Linked DNA regions of Mus musculus: region 1 is linked to region 2. Evidence: chromatin loops called from intact Hi-C (ENCODE). Cell type or tissue: left cerebral cortex. All regions are shown on one strand.

Region 1 (8,000 bases), 210 kb after region 2:
CAGTTCGAAGCTGGCTCTGGCTCTGGCCCGAAGGGGCTACTACCTCTCCTCTTTCTCCTCCTCCAGAGCAAAAGCCCAGGAGACTTGAGAGGCTGGCCAAGCCCCAACCACTCCTTTACAACACACACCCTTCTCTCTTTTCCAGAAAGATTTCTAAAGCCACCACACAGGGTTTTCTAGGACAAGAAATTCACAGCCAGGATCTGCAGTTTCTATAGAGACCCCAGGATGAGCCTGGCCAGAACCCAGACAGCTAATAAAGCCCCAGGGCACCTGGCCAGAGGCTGGGATAGATGGAGCTACACAAAAGGCCACACTTGGGACAGACACCAAGTTGCAGAAATGAGAGAAGGGAACAAGCCAGCCAGAGGTGGCCCAGAGACCAGCCTCCCTGACCTGCAAACCCGGAGCAGAGTTCTTGCCCCTATAGGTGGCCTTAGCTGGTACTCCCCTGCATGGGCACCCCCTTCACAATCTCAAAGAGGCTGCTGGCTACTCTACTGTTTAGTTGTTTCCATGGTAACGCAGTCTCTGGCAAGAAGCCCAAATATTATTACAACCATCCAGAGGACAGAACAAACTCCAAGTGGCTGTCTCCTTGAGCGTGTGCAATCGCCACCGTGTGTACGTGCTGTCTGGGCTTCTGAAGGTACTCCATGTGACTGCTTGCCTTGTGTGTGCCTGTGTCCAGAGACACACACGGAGACAGAAACGGACTATATCAGAGTAGGATCCTGCCAGGGAATCCAGGCTGCTAGGATAAATCCCCTCAACCCAGCACGTGCGCATGCACGCGCACACGCGCGCACACATGCACAGGCGCACATGAAAGAATATATGTGCTCTTCACCCACACACTTCATTTGCAAAGAGATACAGGTTCCTAAGAAGCCACAGGAGCCCCACACAGTCTGTCATTTTAGAGGTTTCATCCGAGAGAAGCCCCCAGCACTTTCTAAGCCCAAGGCCCTAAGGGAAGGAGATGCTATGGATGGAAAGGTTCCTTGTCTCCCCTAAGAGTAAAGAGCCTCCCTGCTCCCCATTCGCATCCCTAGGGGCCTCAGAAAGCCACCACTGGGGCTGGGGGCGGGGAGAGGCACTGATTGGCTCCTCACCTGATTGCCATGGTTACCTGCAGGGCCCTGTCAGCAGGTGCCAAGAGTGGCGGTAAACAGGAGCTCCCAGTCCCCAGAGCATCCATCCCCTCCCCACTTCCTTGCTCAGCATCAGGACCATGGTCTTTCCTTCCTGATGCAGGGGGTGGGTGGGGGCTGAGGTGCTGGTGGGGAGGACAAGGAAAGGGAATGGTGTACCACAACACTACGGAGGGGACAGCTGGGAGACACAAAGCGCCTAGAGAAGAAAAAGTGAAAGACAGTTCCCAAGAAGCAGAAAAGGGGCGGTGACCATTTGGAACTGGTGTCAATGGAGCCGGGGAAGAACCCAGTCCCTTCTACATTCCTCCAACAGCCCCTTCTGCCCCCGCCCCCAGTCTGTAGTTCTCTCTGGCTCTAGCTCCTGGCTCCCAGGGGCCCCAGGCCAGAAAGGGGCTTGGTCAGCATCTAGCACCCAGTCCCTGGCCATTTGGGCTCACAGATCTCTCCCTATGTTTCCAGCCTACAGCGGACAGACATCCCACATCTCTCCAACGAACTAGACTTTTCTTCTGTAGGTATTGGTTTCTGATACCACAGAGAGCGGGTCCTGCAGCCTCCAGGGACACCAGCTACAGCCCTCCCTTTGCCTTGCTGTGCACCAAATCAAATCAAGCCCCAGGCCACGAGAGGTCATTCAAGGTCACATCCTAGCACTTGACTAATGAGGTGGATGGGATCTTTTAAAAAATTCTTTCCCCCTTCCCTTCTCTCTCTTGCTCAGGCCCATAGTTTGTTTGTTTGTTTGTTTGTTTGTTTGTTTGTTTGTTTTGTTTCTCATTACTGATGGCTGGCTGCTGGGATTTGAACTCATGACCTCTGGAAGAGCAGTCAGGGCTCTTAACCAGCCCCCACTCCATGTGATCTTTGAAAGCACTGTTGTGAAGTCTTCTCAATTTACAGATGAAAAAAAACTTAGATGTGACTTGCCCAAGGTCACTCAGAAAAAAAAAAAACGGGCGATGCTCGGACTCAGCGGAAGAGCTGAGCAGGTGGGTAGAAGGACAGAGAGCGACTGCTGAGACGCCCATCCTGTGGGCCTGCTGAATGGGAGGCAAAAGCTAATGCCTTACACCACCTCCGCATTACAGATGGGGAAACTTAGGGCACAATGGAAACCAGAACGAGCCAGAGTATAGCATGTAGACATGAATTTCTAGCATTGGTTCCCCTCCCGGCATCATAGACCCAGCTCTGCAAGCAAATCTCATGTGTTCATGTACGAGTCAGAGGGGTTCTGCACCAGGACACAAAATCTCTTATCTTTTCTTTCTTTCTTTTTTTTTATTATTTATTTATTCTATGTAAGTACACTGTAGCTGTCTTCAGACACTCTAGAAGAGCGAGTCAGATCTCCTTATAGATGGTTGTGAGCCACCATGTGGTTGCTGGGATTTGAACTCAGGACCTTCGGAAGAGCAGTCGGGTGCTCTTACCCGTTGAGCCATCTCACCAGCCCCTCTTATCTTTTCCTAACCTTTGGCAGTGGTACAGCCCTTAGCATGGAAAAAAGATAGAAGCCTCGACCTACCACTCAGTTCCTGAAAACAGAAATAAATAAATAAATGAATAAATAAAACAGTAATAAAGAATTTACAGACAGCAGCTCAGTAAGATGCTCACATCCGGAGCCAGACACACCCCCTTCATCTCTTACATCCCCAGCACCCAGAGCCAGATAAGCCTGGTCATGCACACAGGCCAGACAGACACTTGGCCAGACACACACCACCACATACACAGCAAGGCTGGAGCCAGGCTCCTACTCCACAGATGCAGAAGTCATTTCCACCCACCCCATCACATCCCTGCCTGAAACTGGAGCCACAGACATTAACCTTCTGCGAACCTCTAGTCCTCTCAGGGCAAATTATAATTTAAGTCTTCCAGCAACAAAGACAGGTCAGCGCCCCACCACCACTCCGCTATAGGGTCCGGGGTGGGGGTAGGGGGGCGCTACAGTAGGCATCTGACCTGTATAACATGTAACCTCTTCCACTTCAGCCTCTCTCCATTCCCATGGCAACAGCTCCATCAACCACTCAGGGAGTTCCTTTCCCCCTCCCCTGCTCACCTCCCAAGCCTTCAACTTGAACAGGATCAGGCGACGCGACAGCCGGACTGGATCCTGGAGGCTGTTTCCTGCCTTATTCCAAACACAGTTCTAAGTGTGCAAGCCCCAACCTCAAACCAGGGGAACCCCTGGGAAAACCTCTCCACCAAAATGCTACAACAGAGCTGGCTTTATGCTCCTCCGATTACAGTAATAACACCTTGGAGCAGGGATGTGTGTATGTTGGGGGTGGGGGTGGGGTTGTCATGAGTTTCGGGAACAGCACAACTGCAAGAAGTCCAGAGAGGGAGGCCCAAGACTGTGAGAGCCAGCTAAGAGAAGCCCCTCCCTCAGCGAGAGGAAGACCAAAAGAGACTGAGGCAACATGGGGGATGGCGGGAGCTCGGCCGGGGGCTACGAGAGACAAAGACGCAGGGACAGCTCTAGGTAACACCTGTACATACTTAAACATATTTAAATTTACACATACACACACCCTTCTCGATCAAGCAACCACAGCAATTTTGGATAGACCCGGGAAGTGAGGGATGGAAGAGTAGGGGGCTTGCCTAGACGCCCCTGGGAGTCAGGAAGGGCGCGGGGCGTCTGCAGGCTCAGGGTTCCCCGGGTTTCAGAGCTAGCAGCGGCAGAGCTCAAGGAGAAAAGAGTAGCCGCTTCCCTTTTCGCCTCCTGTGGCAGAAGGGCCAGCTCATCAGACCCCTTGGCCACTCATGAAAAGACAGAGCATGCTAAATCTCTCCTCACTCCCGTTCTTTCCCCTCCACCCTTGCTTCCCCGCGAAGCCTAGGTCAAAGGATCAGGCACCCCCAGTGACCGAGTGGCCACTCCTTCCCTCCCTAGAGCCAAAGTTTGGTGGGGCCCCGGGAGGGAGGTAGGGAAAAGCTCAGCCGAGGTGGTTCAGGGAGGGGGCGGGGCGCCTCGCACCGGGACGAAAGGGACCTCTGGGGGAGGTGCCCAAGATCCCGACCCCAGGAGTTAGGGCGCCCTCCCTCGGCCACCAGAAAGCCAAGTCCCCTTCCTCCGGGCCTCAAGTCCTCGCGCGTCTACCACGCTCACTGCCCACTCGGGAGGCGACCCTTGCCCGACTCGAAGGGGCCGAGCCACAGTCTGCTCCAGCTTGTGGAGATCCTCGGGTCGGGGGCGGAGGGGGGGGCGAGACCCACCCTAGCGTATGTCCCCAAAGCCCTCGTGGCCGCCCGGACCCTCCCCCTCGATACCTCGCAAGCAGGGTCTTAGCAGGGGGCTGCTGCACAAAGAGGAGGTGGTCGAGGGAGACTCCAAATCGTTAAGAGGGGGAATCCACTTCGGCCATCTTGGAAGGGAGGAAAGGAAAAAAAAAGAGAGAGAGACCGGGAACGAGAGAAAGAAAGGCGGACCGGGCGAGCTTGGACAGCGGCTGGCGGGGCGGGAAGGGACGCGGGCGGCAGGCCAGGCCGGGGCTCCCGGCTCCCATTGGGGTCTGCGGGGAAAGGTGAACGGGTCCCGGTCGCCAGCCCTAGACGCTTACGAGGTAGCAAGGAGGCAAGCGCGAGTCGGCGTCCGCTTACCTGGCTTCGGGGTCCGGTGGGTCTCGGGGAGGGGGGGATGGGAGGGAGGGAGGGAAGGGAGGGGAGGGGGACCACAGCCCTGTCGCTCGCTCGGTCGGCGGGAGGGGAGAAACCTATGATAAGAAAGGAGTTTGTAAGAGCAGCTTGGGGAGGGGAGGGGACCAGAGGGGAGGGGAGGGGCCGTGGGGGGGGGCAAAATGGCTTTTTTCCTCCAGACAAGAGTAGGTCCCGCCCACTACTCACCCACGTGACCTCATTCCTTCAGGATGTTTGCAGAGAGGGAAAGAGGAGGGGGAGAGGCTAGCTCAGCTGCTCCCCACCGCCTTGCGCTGGGCTTCCCCCAAACCAAGAGGAGACCACCTCTTATCCAAGCAGATCCCTTGAACCCGGAGGAAAGGTCCTATTGTGTTACCTTCAGTCATGAAACCACCACCTCCTCCTAAAATAAGTGTGTTCTCCCCACTTCCACCGACTCTGCGATCCCTACCCTAGCTGGGGAGCTTGGAAAATGGTGAGATGCAGACTGGGCGGAAATGTGTCTCGCGGCACCCGGTGCGTCGCCGCTACCAAAGGGCGCTTGGGCGGGGGACGCGGCGCCGCTGGCCACGCGTCCGAGTGAGGTTCGCTCACTCCAGCTGAATCCCTTGGGATTCCTAAGTGCGTGTGTGATCCCCCCCCGAGCGTGACCTCACCGCCTCCCCACACCGATTCGGGGTCCTCGCACCTCGCGGGAAACGCACGGTGGCCTCGGGGCTTGGCTGTGGCCGAGGCTGGCGCGCTCAGCGTGCTCGGGCGGAGAAGAATGGAACGCAGTCCGGGGCGGGGAGAGCAGCCCGAGACACGAACTCGGGCGCCGAGCCAGAGACACAATAACTAGCCGAATTCGAGAGGCCCCGACGCAATAGGAAGCGAGGAGTCGAGAGAGGACGCGCGCCTTTTCGCCGCCGGTGCGCCTCCCTCGCGGCCGCGGAGGGGCCGGCGAGCGCGAAGGTGGCTGGTGCCAGCCCACTCCGACTGTCGCCCTCGGCTCCACCCAGCGCTCGCTCTCCGGTCCCCAGCGGCTCCGGGCCCCGGGCAGAGTAGGAAGGAGAGCTAGAAGAGACGGCGCCAAGGAAGCGAATCGATTCTGCGTTACCACAAGAACCGTGGACCTCAATAGGTCGCTCGATTTCGCTGATTCGTTACTTATGATTTATTGGGGGGTGGCCACTGTGACTGTCCCTCCAAAGAGCTCGATTATCCGGCCTGAAAAGCCTTTAAGCGCCTGGTGGGTTGGCTCGAGTAAGGAACGAATCTTTGTCGAGCCTGCCTCCTCTCCTTGTTCCAAGCCTAAAGCAGTCCCGAAGTGAGTGCTTTTATACACTGGACCGCTTATCAGGAGCCCTGTGAAGTCTGTCCGCCCAGTGACCCCACCAGCCTCAGCTCTCAGCCTGCAGAGCCGAATGACGGTGTAAAGGAAAGGCAAGAGATTTCCGCTTAGATCGGGTGGTCCAAGTGGGAGCGGAAGAGGCCCCGGGAGGATCGGTCACTTGCTTCCCAATCCCTACATCGGGTACCACGAGCTCACAGGCTACTGTGGAAAGGGGTCTCGAGTTAGACACGCCCACTGTCATCACGGCCCATGTGTCCCAGCATCTTGAACTCTGCTAGAGCAAACACAATTGCTCAACGTGAAGGGTACTGCCTGGCTACCTTTTGTTTATTGGGGTGGGTATCCATTTGCTCCTCAATTATTAAGGTCCAGTTCCAAGGAAACCGCTGGAGAGTAGGGACACACTGAAGACCCACCACCCACTAAGACTCCAATAAATCATCTATGCTGGGATATTGCTAATCCCTGTGGTTCATCGGGAGAGCCGCTGACTTAACTGTCCCAACATCGAAAGTTCTCTGTGCCAACGGCAAGTACTGTTTTAGGCACAGTAGGTAAGCTGGGCTTTGACACCGAGCAGGGCCAGCGAGGGCAATAAGCTGGAAAAGTCCCTTCTCCATGTTTGAAGCGCCAGGTGATCTGCAAACATAGAAGAGGGAGTCCACAAGAGACTTCCTTTGAGCCAAATGTCTAGAGAACGGATGGAAAGAGTCCCTTGCACATCTTCCTCCTGCCCACCTTCTCCAGTGTGCTCAGCGAACATGAAGAGCGCTTATTTTCCACCAAGTCTGTAGCTTACCCTGTCCTCTAGTTGATTGCCACACGTAGTGAGCAGTCAGAAATCAGAGGTTCCCAGAGAACAGGAACCCAGAACATCAAGGCAAGGACCAACGGGCATCTGTTGCCATCGGAAACAAGAGCAAGGAGAAAATCCCTTTTAAATGGTGGCACTAGTTAGAGAGAGTCGTTCCTTCTTGCTTTTGTGTAGCTTTACTTCTGTGTCCCTTACACCTCTCCCTCTTGCAAACGATGCCCTTTGTTGATCTCTGTATTTATTTCCCCATCTTCCGCACTGTCTACTTAGGCCCCCTCATGGTATGCCTTTCTCTGTAGATCACAGCTAGGTTCTTCCTCCTTCCACTCTTTTATCCCTCACTTTGTTCCTGTGGTTTTTTTCCTGACTGTTTCCATCCACCGGGACAGATTTCCTCTTTCAAGTTGCTATCGTCCACTGATGCAGACAATGGGAAGCTGTCCAACCTCCGCAGCAAAATTTATTCTTAATCCAAGGAAAATTGCATTGTTAAACATGGCAGTGAGACAGAAACTTGGCTTTGCCTTTCTGTCATCCTGATTGGGAGAAAGAATAGTGAGAGGTGGTGAGGAGACGTTAGGGATAGATCCATTCACTGACCATAGACGGATTTCTAAATACAGTGACCATCTGGGTTGGTGTATCACAATTATTGCTTCTGGTACCTCGGTACCGAATGTGGCTTTGGAGCATTTGCGATTTAAAAAAAAAAAAAAAAGGCCGAGACCGTCCCTGGGTGGGCTCGAACCACCAACCTTTCGGTTAACAGCCGAACGCGCTAACCGATTGCGCCACAGAGACGGTGACAGTTGTTTGTGAGGCAGAGAGCCGAGTCAATAGTACTGAGCCGATATGGCGCAAGACCAGTCACGACGCAAGCAGTTACAGTAGCTTAGAAACCCAGCGGAACAAAATCTGATCTCGAAGAACAGCGAATCGAGGCTGTGGCGGAGGGAACAGTGGTTGTGCAAGGGAAGGGAAAGCAAGGGATGCACACGTCCCACCTGGGCTGCCCTGGAGCCGTTGGCCCAGGCTATCC
Region 2 (8,000 bases):
GGCATCCGCTTCCACCACAGCCACTGGCACTGAGGGTGGAGTCCTGTGCTTCTTGCAGAGGCGGAGGAGCCTCCTGCAGACCTCACTTTCACTTTTCAGAGTGTTTGTTGGTTTTTTTGAGACAGGGTTTCTCTGTGTAGCCCTGGTTGTCCTGGAGCTCACTCTGTGGACCAGGCTGGCCTCAAACTCAGAAATCCGCCTGCCTCTGCCTCCCGAGTGCTGGGATCTAGGGTATGTGCACCACTACAATCTGGCCACGTTCATACTGTTGGCATCCAGCTCTCTGACTTACAGCTGCCTTCTGGGGCTCTCACTTGGGACACACTGACTGGCATGGCTCCTTGTTCTCAGGCTTCCCGGATTGTGCTATCTTTGTATTTTGAGACTTTGTCTCCCACGTAGCAGACTGGCCTTCAACTTGCTAATAAGCACGTTCAGAATGACCTTGAACCTGATCCTCTTTCCTCTTGCTTGGTTCATGCTTTTGTGGAGCTCAAACTCCACAAAAAGCAAGTACTCCCCTGAGCCCCGTGCCCGACACAGCTCAGCTGGTTGTCTCTCACTGTTTTTGGTTTCATGTGTATTTGTGTGTATGTGCGCGACCTGTTTGCAGAGGGTGTGGGATCCCCGGGAACTAGAGTTACAGATGGGTGTTAGTTGCCATATGGTGCTGGGAATTAAGCTCAGGACCCCTGGAAGAGCAACCAGTGCTTACCACTGAGCCATCTCTCCAGCTCCATCTTCGTTTGCCTTGATCACACTTGTCAAGGACTGTCCTATCTCTGTGCAAAGCATCGGTTTGGACATCTTTGAGTATGGTTTGGTAAATCAAGCCTGTATGCCGACACTCGAAAGGCTGGGGTAGGAGGATTTCTGTGACTTTGAGGCCAGCCTGGGTTACATTGAAAGACCCTGTCTCAGCCACCACCCCAAAAACACTGAATGTCTTTTCACTTTGCTCTGTATTTTTGTCCACTTGAGATTTTTTTTCTTACCTCTTGCATCTTCAGGATTCTCGGGTTTCCCCCCTTGGCTGCCTAAGCAGGGTTCTCAGCACATCTGGTCCAGTCATCACTATTTCATGACAACCAGATGCAAGGCCACGACTTTCTTCAGTTCATTTTACCTCTTAGCAAGTACATTTTTTTTCTAAACATTATCAGGGGTCTTAGATTCATAGCAGAATTAAGCAGAAGACACAGAAACACCCCCGAGTTCTCCACATGGACCCTGCTCTGTCATCCACATACCCCAAAGATGGAACCTCTGTGTGGCAGAGAACAGGTCAGAGAGTCTGAGTGTTCCGGACCCTAGCTCAGTTCACAGCCCTGGTTCTACACCCAGCACTTCCGAGAACCCGACAGCTCATCCTACCTACTGACATACATAGTTAACATTAGAGTGCGCTCCTGTATGCTCTGTGGGCCTGGAGGGACATGTGACATGTGTCCATCCCTGTAGTATCATACAGATCACCGCCACAGCCCTGACCATCCGGCACACCCTGCCCTCAAGTCCCCCTCACACTATTCCTGGGGTTTGCCTTGTCCACAAAGTCACCTGGCTTGAGTCAAGCAGTGTGGACACTGTTAGTACAGAGGCTCGCTCGTGACACAGCAGTGGCTCCATGGCTGTGAGTGAGTGAGTCTCCTTGTGTCCTTTTTTCTTAGGATTATTTATTTACTTAATGTATATAAGTACACTGCAGCTGTCTTCAGACAGCACCAAAAGAGAACATTGGATCTCATTACAGATGGTTGTGAGCCACCATGTGGTTGCTGGGAATTGAACTCAGGACCTCTGCAAGAGCAGTCAGTGCTCTTAACCACTGAGCCATCTCTCCAGCCCTCAGCTTGTGTCTTTCCATGTCCAATAAGTAGTTCTTGTTGTTGTTATTTTGCTTGTCTGCTTTTGAAACAAGATCTTGATGTATAGACCAGATTTGACCAGGAACTTGCACAGATCCTCCTGCCTCTGTCTCCCAAGTGCTGCGATTACGTGCATGTACCACCATCCCTGGCCTGTTTCCTTCTGATACTGAATAATATCCCACTGGATATATGATGGATTACCTGTGTAATCCTCTACTGAAAGGTTACACGTCAGCTCTCAGTCATTGAGTGAAACTTCTGAGGTCATCTCCTCCTGCTGAGATATGTTTATTTTAGCTCACAGTTCCCATGTTTCCGGTTCATGTGTGAGTGTCTCTGTTGCTTTTGGCCTCTGGTATCACATGGTGATTGTAGCTGGGGTGTGGAGGAGTAAAACTGCCCATCGTATTAGCCAGGGAGCAAAGAGAAAGGTAGGCTGGGTCCTCCCCTCCCCTCTGGGGTATACCCACAAGGCCCCACCCCCTGAAGTGCCTTCCTGTAGTGGCACCTGGGGACCAAGCCTTTGATGCCCTTGAGGGATTTGTCCAAACCACAGCAAACAGCTTGGCTGCCCTCAAGACTTAGCTGTTGTAAAGAAAGCTGCTTCACAGAGAGCTATGTGTAAAGTTATAACCAGTTCGCATTTGCTGCATTGTGAGGAGAGGACATGGGTTGCAGAGTGTAGGCACTATGGAGCCATTATGGTGACCCAGGGTAGATTTGGTTTTTGAATGGTTCGTGCGTCTTCTAGAAGACTGCATCTTCTCTAATGTCAAGGACCACGCCCTGAGTATGCATGCTCACTAGTTGAGATTTGTGTACTGAGTTGCTGAAAGAATCAGCATTTTGCATCTATATCTTTTTATCTTTTAATACTTTTGTGTTTACTTGAATGAGTGTCTGCTGACCATTGTGTGTACGATGCCTGCAGAGGCCAGAAGGCACCAGATTCTCTGGAAATGGAGTTAGAGCTGATCGTGAGCTGTCATGTGGATGTTGGGAATCAAACCTGGGTCTTCTGGAAGAGCCTCCAGTGCTCTTAGCCTCTGAGCCATCTCTGTAGCATCTGCCTTTTTTTTTTTTTTTTGAGACAGGGTTTCTCTGTGTAGCCCTGGCTGTCCTGGAACTCACTTTGTAGACCAGGCTGGCCTCGAACTCAGAAATTTGCCTGCCTCTGTCTCCCGAGTGCTGGGATTAAAGACGTGCACCACCACTGCCCAGAACATGTGCCTAATTTTTATCTGTTCAGTCAGATACGGTAGTTTTTTTTTTTTTAGTCTCCTGCAAGTCTATGAACTGTATTCTGTGTGCGCTGATCCTCTTGCCTGCTAGTGCACATCTGGAGAGCAGAGGTTGACAGACATCCAGCATCTATCACTCTCCGCACCATTTTTAACAAGGCCTCTCAGTGAACCCGGAGCTCACCGAGTCAGCTAGACTGGCTGGTCAGCAGACCTTGGGATGCCCCTGCCTCTGCTGTCCAGCGCCAGAGTTAGAAGCCTGTGTCTCCAGGCCATGCCTGCCTCCTTCCACGGGTGCTGGGGTCTTGATTGCTATGCAACAGACACTTTACGGAGCCATTTCCCCGGGTGCCAGTTGTCCTTACAGTATTTTTAAGATATCTTAGACCCAGATGTGGTGGTTCACACCTATAACCCAAGCACCTGGGAGCCGGAAGCAAGAGGACCAGGAATTGGAGGCTAGTTTGGGCTACAGGATACCTTTTTTCAAAAAAGAAAGATGACAAAGATGACAGCATATATGCTACAAATTAATCCTCCCCCTGCCCCTTTTTTTTCTGAGACAAACCCTAGTTGGCCTGACTAGGCTGGCCTCAAATGTGTGGCATGCCTCCTACTTCCTGCTTCCCTGGTGCTGGGATTGTAGGTATGCACCAGTATGCCTGGGATTATCCTTAAATTTAAATGAGAGTTTAGCAGGATATACATTTTCTGGTTTCAAAGTGGCACAGATAGGAAACAATACTTTCATTCCTTGTTGCTCAGCTCTTTGTAAGCAGTACAAATCTCTGGACTCCGGAGGCTGGGGGTTCACTTTGTATTTTTAACTCGTTCTAATTGGCAGGATATTCTGTAACCGGGCTGGACTGGAATTCACATAGTAGTCTGGGCTGCCCTTGAACGCAAATAAATTCTCTAGCCCCAAGCATGAACCACCGAGTCAAGTGTGTTTAGCATTTATGAAAAAGGTCTTGCCTGTCTGACTCTGATGGAAGCTAACACTTGTTTCCAGGCATTTTCTCTCACTGGATAGAGTGTGACACCCCAGCTGTCAGTGTGGAGCCGGGGATGGTGGGAGATGAGGCCCCTGCACCCTCAGCTCCAGCTGTGTTCTGGTTCCCCAACACGATCAGTGCACCTAGCATCCACTAGAGGGCGCTGCCGACCAGGCTTTTTCTGGCTGGCTATGAGGCGTACACCATAGTGAGGCACCCGGGACCAGTAGCAAGCTAGTGGTGGGCTCTCCCTAGCACTGATCGGTTCCTTCCCACATGTGGTCTCATTTTGTCTCCCTGTAAGGGTTTCTCAGAACTCGTGGAGGCTGCCTGAGCCTCCTCTCTTAGGACTTACTTGAAGGAGGGATCACCTTTGGGACTGTGGGTCCTTTAGCCTGAAGGTTAAGAAGCCGACAACTCTCAGCTCCCTCCACACTAATTTCACCCCGTCTTTTGTCTCCTCTGCAGTCTGACTGGTTCTTCAGTGATGATGAGGACAAAGGAGAGAGAGTAAGTGACTAGAGGGTGGGTGGTGTCTGGTCTGAGGTGTTGAGCAGGTGGGCGTGGTCTGGTCTGAGATGACCCTCCTTGGGGAGGGCGTGCAGCAAGATTCAAACGGGTGTGGTGGAGGAGAGAAGGCTTAGAGGTTAAGGTTACCTACAGTTCCTGCGGAGAACGTGAATGTGGTTTCTAGCATCCACGTCCAGTTCTCATAACCACCTCCAGTTCAGAACTTCCGATGCCCGGCCCTTCTGGCCTCTCTGGGCACTATACTCAAGTGCACAAAGCCACACTCAGACATAGATAATTACATATATTGAATGCTGAGACTGGAGAGATGACTCGGTGATTAAGAGTATTTGCTGCTCTCCCAGAGGACCTAGGTTTGAGTCCCAGGACCCATGTGGCAGCTCATGGCCATCTGTATCCCAAATATGGGAGGGGGTTGCAGTCTGATGCACATATATACATGTAGTCAAACTACCCAGACATATAAAAAGTTAACGTAAGGGGGGGAGGGGCCAGGAAGGAATATTTAAGAGGTACAAAGAATCCTATTGGGGTGGAAATTTTAAAAGAATCCTATTGGGGTGGAAATTTTTTTCTGGAATTAGTTGTGATAGACATTAAATTACTCGCGAAAGCTAAAAAAAAAAAAAAAAAAGTTAACGTAAAAATGAAATCTTAAAAAAAAAAATTTAACCAAGGGAAGATTCTGGGCCCAAGGCACTTACAGTCTGACGGAGGAGACACAGCAGTCTGATGGGGGTGATACAGGTCAAACTCCGAGAAACCCAGTATTTAGCATGTAGGATAGTCCAGTCTGATGGGAGAAGCAAAGCCCATGTTCTTAGCTGAGGGAGCCTTCCAGCTTCTGCCTGTGGGAGATCTGTCAGGCCTATTCTCAGGGCATCCCCACTGAGAGAGCCCCACTCATGGAGGACATGAGCCCTGTCATCAAGCTGCCACTTCTTGAGAGGCCTGGGGGGGCTAACGATCTGGGAGACTGACGCCTCCCTCTGCTTGCAGACCCCTGTTGATGACAAGGAGCCACAGTCGGTGCCCAACATCGAGTACCTCCTGCCCAACATTGGCAGGACAGTGCCCCCCAGTGATCCAGGCTCAGGTGAGTTAAGGGACCTGTTTGGGGGGGGGAGACTCTGCCTTTCTGAGGGTCCCAGATGCCTGGCCAGATGTTTATCTTCCCTGTCTCCTCCCTGAAAGGCCCTGGCCTGGCAACACCCCAAGATGGGCCGTCGAGGGTCTTCTTCTCTGCGAAAATCTAGCTGTTAACTCAGCTTCCCCAGGGCTGGGCAGGGCTGGGCAGGGCTGGGCAGGGCTGGGCAGGGATGTGTGTTTGGCCTTCTTCACTGGTTTCTCTCTTGAGCCCTTGATTTTTACAGCTAGCGGCGTACATTCCTCTTTTTAATTTCTCTTCCTTCTCTCCTTTACCCTGTCCCTCCTCTCTCTTTCCCCCTTGATCTCCTCCCTCCTCCTCCATCCTCCCTTCCCTCTGCTTCTCCTGCCCTCCTCCTCCAGCGGACCTGTTGGAGATTTAAAGGGTATAGTGCGGTGTTGCGCGCGGCCTCGGTCACTAACAGTAGCCGGTGATTATAAGAAGCCTGGGCAGGCATGAGTGGAAGACACGCCCCCAGCAGTGAGGAACCCCAGCCTGACATAGCAGTTGGCAGCTCTGGTCCACAGCTGACCCTTGGCTCCACCCTGCCTCCTCTTGGAGGAAGTCAGACCCCTTGCCCTGCCACCAGATGGCCCTGAGCTCCCTGCCCAACCTGTGCAGTGGGAGCACTTCAGGGTGACCAAGATGAGGGAACTTGAGTTTGGACCCAGCCTCTGTAGGACCCACCCCAGAAGCCATTGTCAAACGACAACCCCTGCCTCGGCTCAGGCTCTGGACACTCATCCTGGAAATCCTGTGCTAGAGGAAGGTAGCTTCTGTGCTCAGAGGCAGTGAGTGGCCCCAGCCACAGCTCATCTCACATTCTGGCTTCACTGCCTGCTAGCATGTCCAGTTCTTGTCCCAGAGAAAGACCTCACAGCATCCTTAGTTCTGAGATACTGGCTGGGGTAAAGTAGCAGAGAGGAGCCCCCTGTCTCTTGTAATCACCTGCTGCCGCCTGTCCTGTGTGTGTCGCGTGTGGTCAGTCATTCTTGCTCTGCTCACCATTTGCAGGGGGAGGGGGCTGGGGAGGGCTCTAACCTGCCATGCCTGAAAGTGTGGATTAACTGCACCAGCTCCGTACCAGGTTTGAACCAACCTGCTCCCTCTCCAGCCTCGGAGAGGGCACTGCCAGGCCTTGTTATCCATTTCCTTCTCCATTCTGGAGATATTAAGGAGTGGCACTCTAGGCCCTTGGGTGTGACGGTTTTGACTGGGTTTAAAAGGGGGACTTGCCCCTTAAGGGCAGGTTGATGTCGGCTCTACCACCAGCCCACTGTACCTGTGTCTCGCCCACCTCATCTCTGCTTCGTTACCTGATAACTTAGTGGGGCCCTTTTCCTTCTCGTGGGGTGGGAGTGGGGCACACACCTCCTCCTGCACTGTGTCGTCTCCATCTCTTCAGAGTATCTGTGATGTGCTGTGTCGCCCCATTGTGGTTTCTGTGGACTGCATCCGAAACTGGCATTTTCTCTCCAGTGCTTCAGTGTCATGGGGGCAGGGGGGTTGGGAGAGGAGGAGCCAGATGTAGAGAAAAAGCCCCCTTTGTCCTTAACCCTGGGCAAGTGAAGACTCAGTGGCCCGCAGCCTGATGTCACTTCCTGCCTCTAAAAGAAGTGGTGGCTAACAACATCTTCTGATGGGGACAACCCATAGGAAATGCCAGCCGAGCCAGTGGCCCTCCTAGGGTCTGGGGAGAACAAAGGCCTTCACCCTTGAACCTTTGATCTTTCTTGGTCTAACTTCAGTTTTCTTTCTTTTGCCAGCAGATTCCACCACCTGTAGCTCAGCCAAGTCCAAGGTTAGTACCATGGCTTCCCAAATGTGGTTTGCCTGGACAAGGCAGCCCACTGTAGTTTGTGGTCAAGAGGACGGAAGTTGGACTGGGGGCTTTTGGGTTGAGGGTGGGATGGAAGTTGGGAAATACTGAGTGTCTAGGGGCAGGGATGGGGAGCGGAGAGAAGCTGACCCTGGTGGTGCGTGGAAGGCATCTGATGTAGAAGAGGCTGGTGGTCTCGGGTTGCGGTAGCTGAGGAGCAGCGTGACTTGAGAACAGCTCTCGTGGCAGAAGTCCTGACTTTACTACTTATTTTATGATGTTGGGTGACTCTTTCTGAATTGAAGCTTCCTTATCTGTAAAATGAAAACAACAGCAATATGTCTGCTGTGGTAAATGTTTTAAGGTCCCTAGGCAAGCTGAGAATGGTGGCACGAG

What was found. Peaks named below come from ENCODE experiments on the same cell type or tissue, not always from the same donor. Only the 100,000 strongest peaks of a DNase experiment are listed, where the experiment ranks them.
Region 1: a loop joins it to region 2, with 4 times the contacts of the local background. A loop is called at or near these places in 6 of 42 quality-filtered maps.

The regions. Positions count from the first base shown.
Region 1 is chr11:97,694,761-97,702,760 of GRCm38, forward strand. It overlaps Pcgf2 (polycomb group ring finger 2), which reads right to left and starts at 4,888. Exons shown (of 10, transcript NM_001163308.1): 1 at 4,776-4,888. It overlaps n-TNgtt8 (a tRNA gene), which reads right to left and starts at 7,762; the gene lies at 7,689-7,762. In left cerebral cortex, a CTCF peak has its summit at 4,223; DNase peaks (open chromatin) are centred at 265, 577, 769, 1,073 and 9 more places; H3K4me3 peaks cover 4,038 bases; H3K27ac peaks cover 3,226 bases.
Region 2 is chr11:97,485,497-97,493,496 of GRCm38, forward strand. It overlaps Arhgap23 (Rho GTPase activating protein 23), which reads left to right. Exons shown (of 19, transcript NM_021493.2): 16 at 4,576-4,617; 17 at 5,638-5,734; 18 at 7,555-7,586. 4933428G20Rik (RIKEN cDNA 4933428G20 gene) reads right to left here. Exons shown (of 3, transcript NM_001289118.1): 2 at 7,102-7,918; 3 at 5,287-5,641. The coding sequence starts at 7,278. The coding sequence ends at 5,513. Among named protein-coding and RNA genes, the nearest start is that of 4933428G20Rik, 11 kb to the right of the region's middle. In left cerebral cortex, a CTCF peak has its summit at 4,259 (motif pointing right); a DNase peak (open chromatin) is centred at 4,269.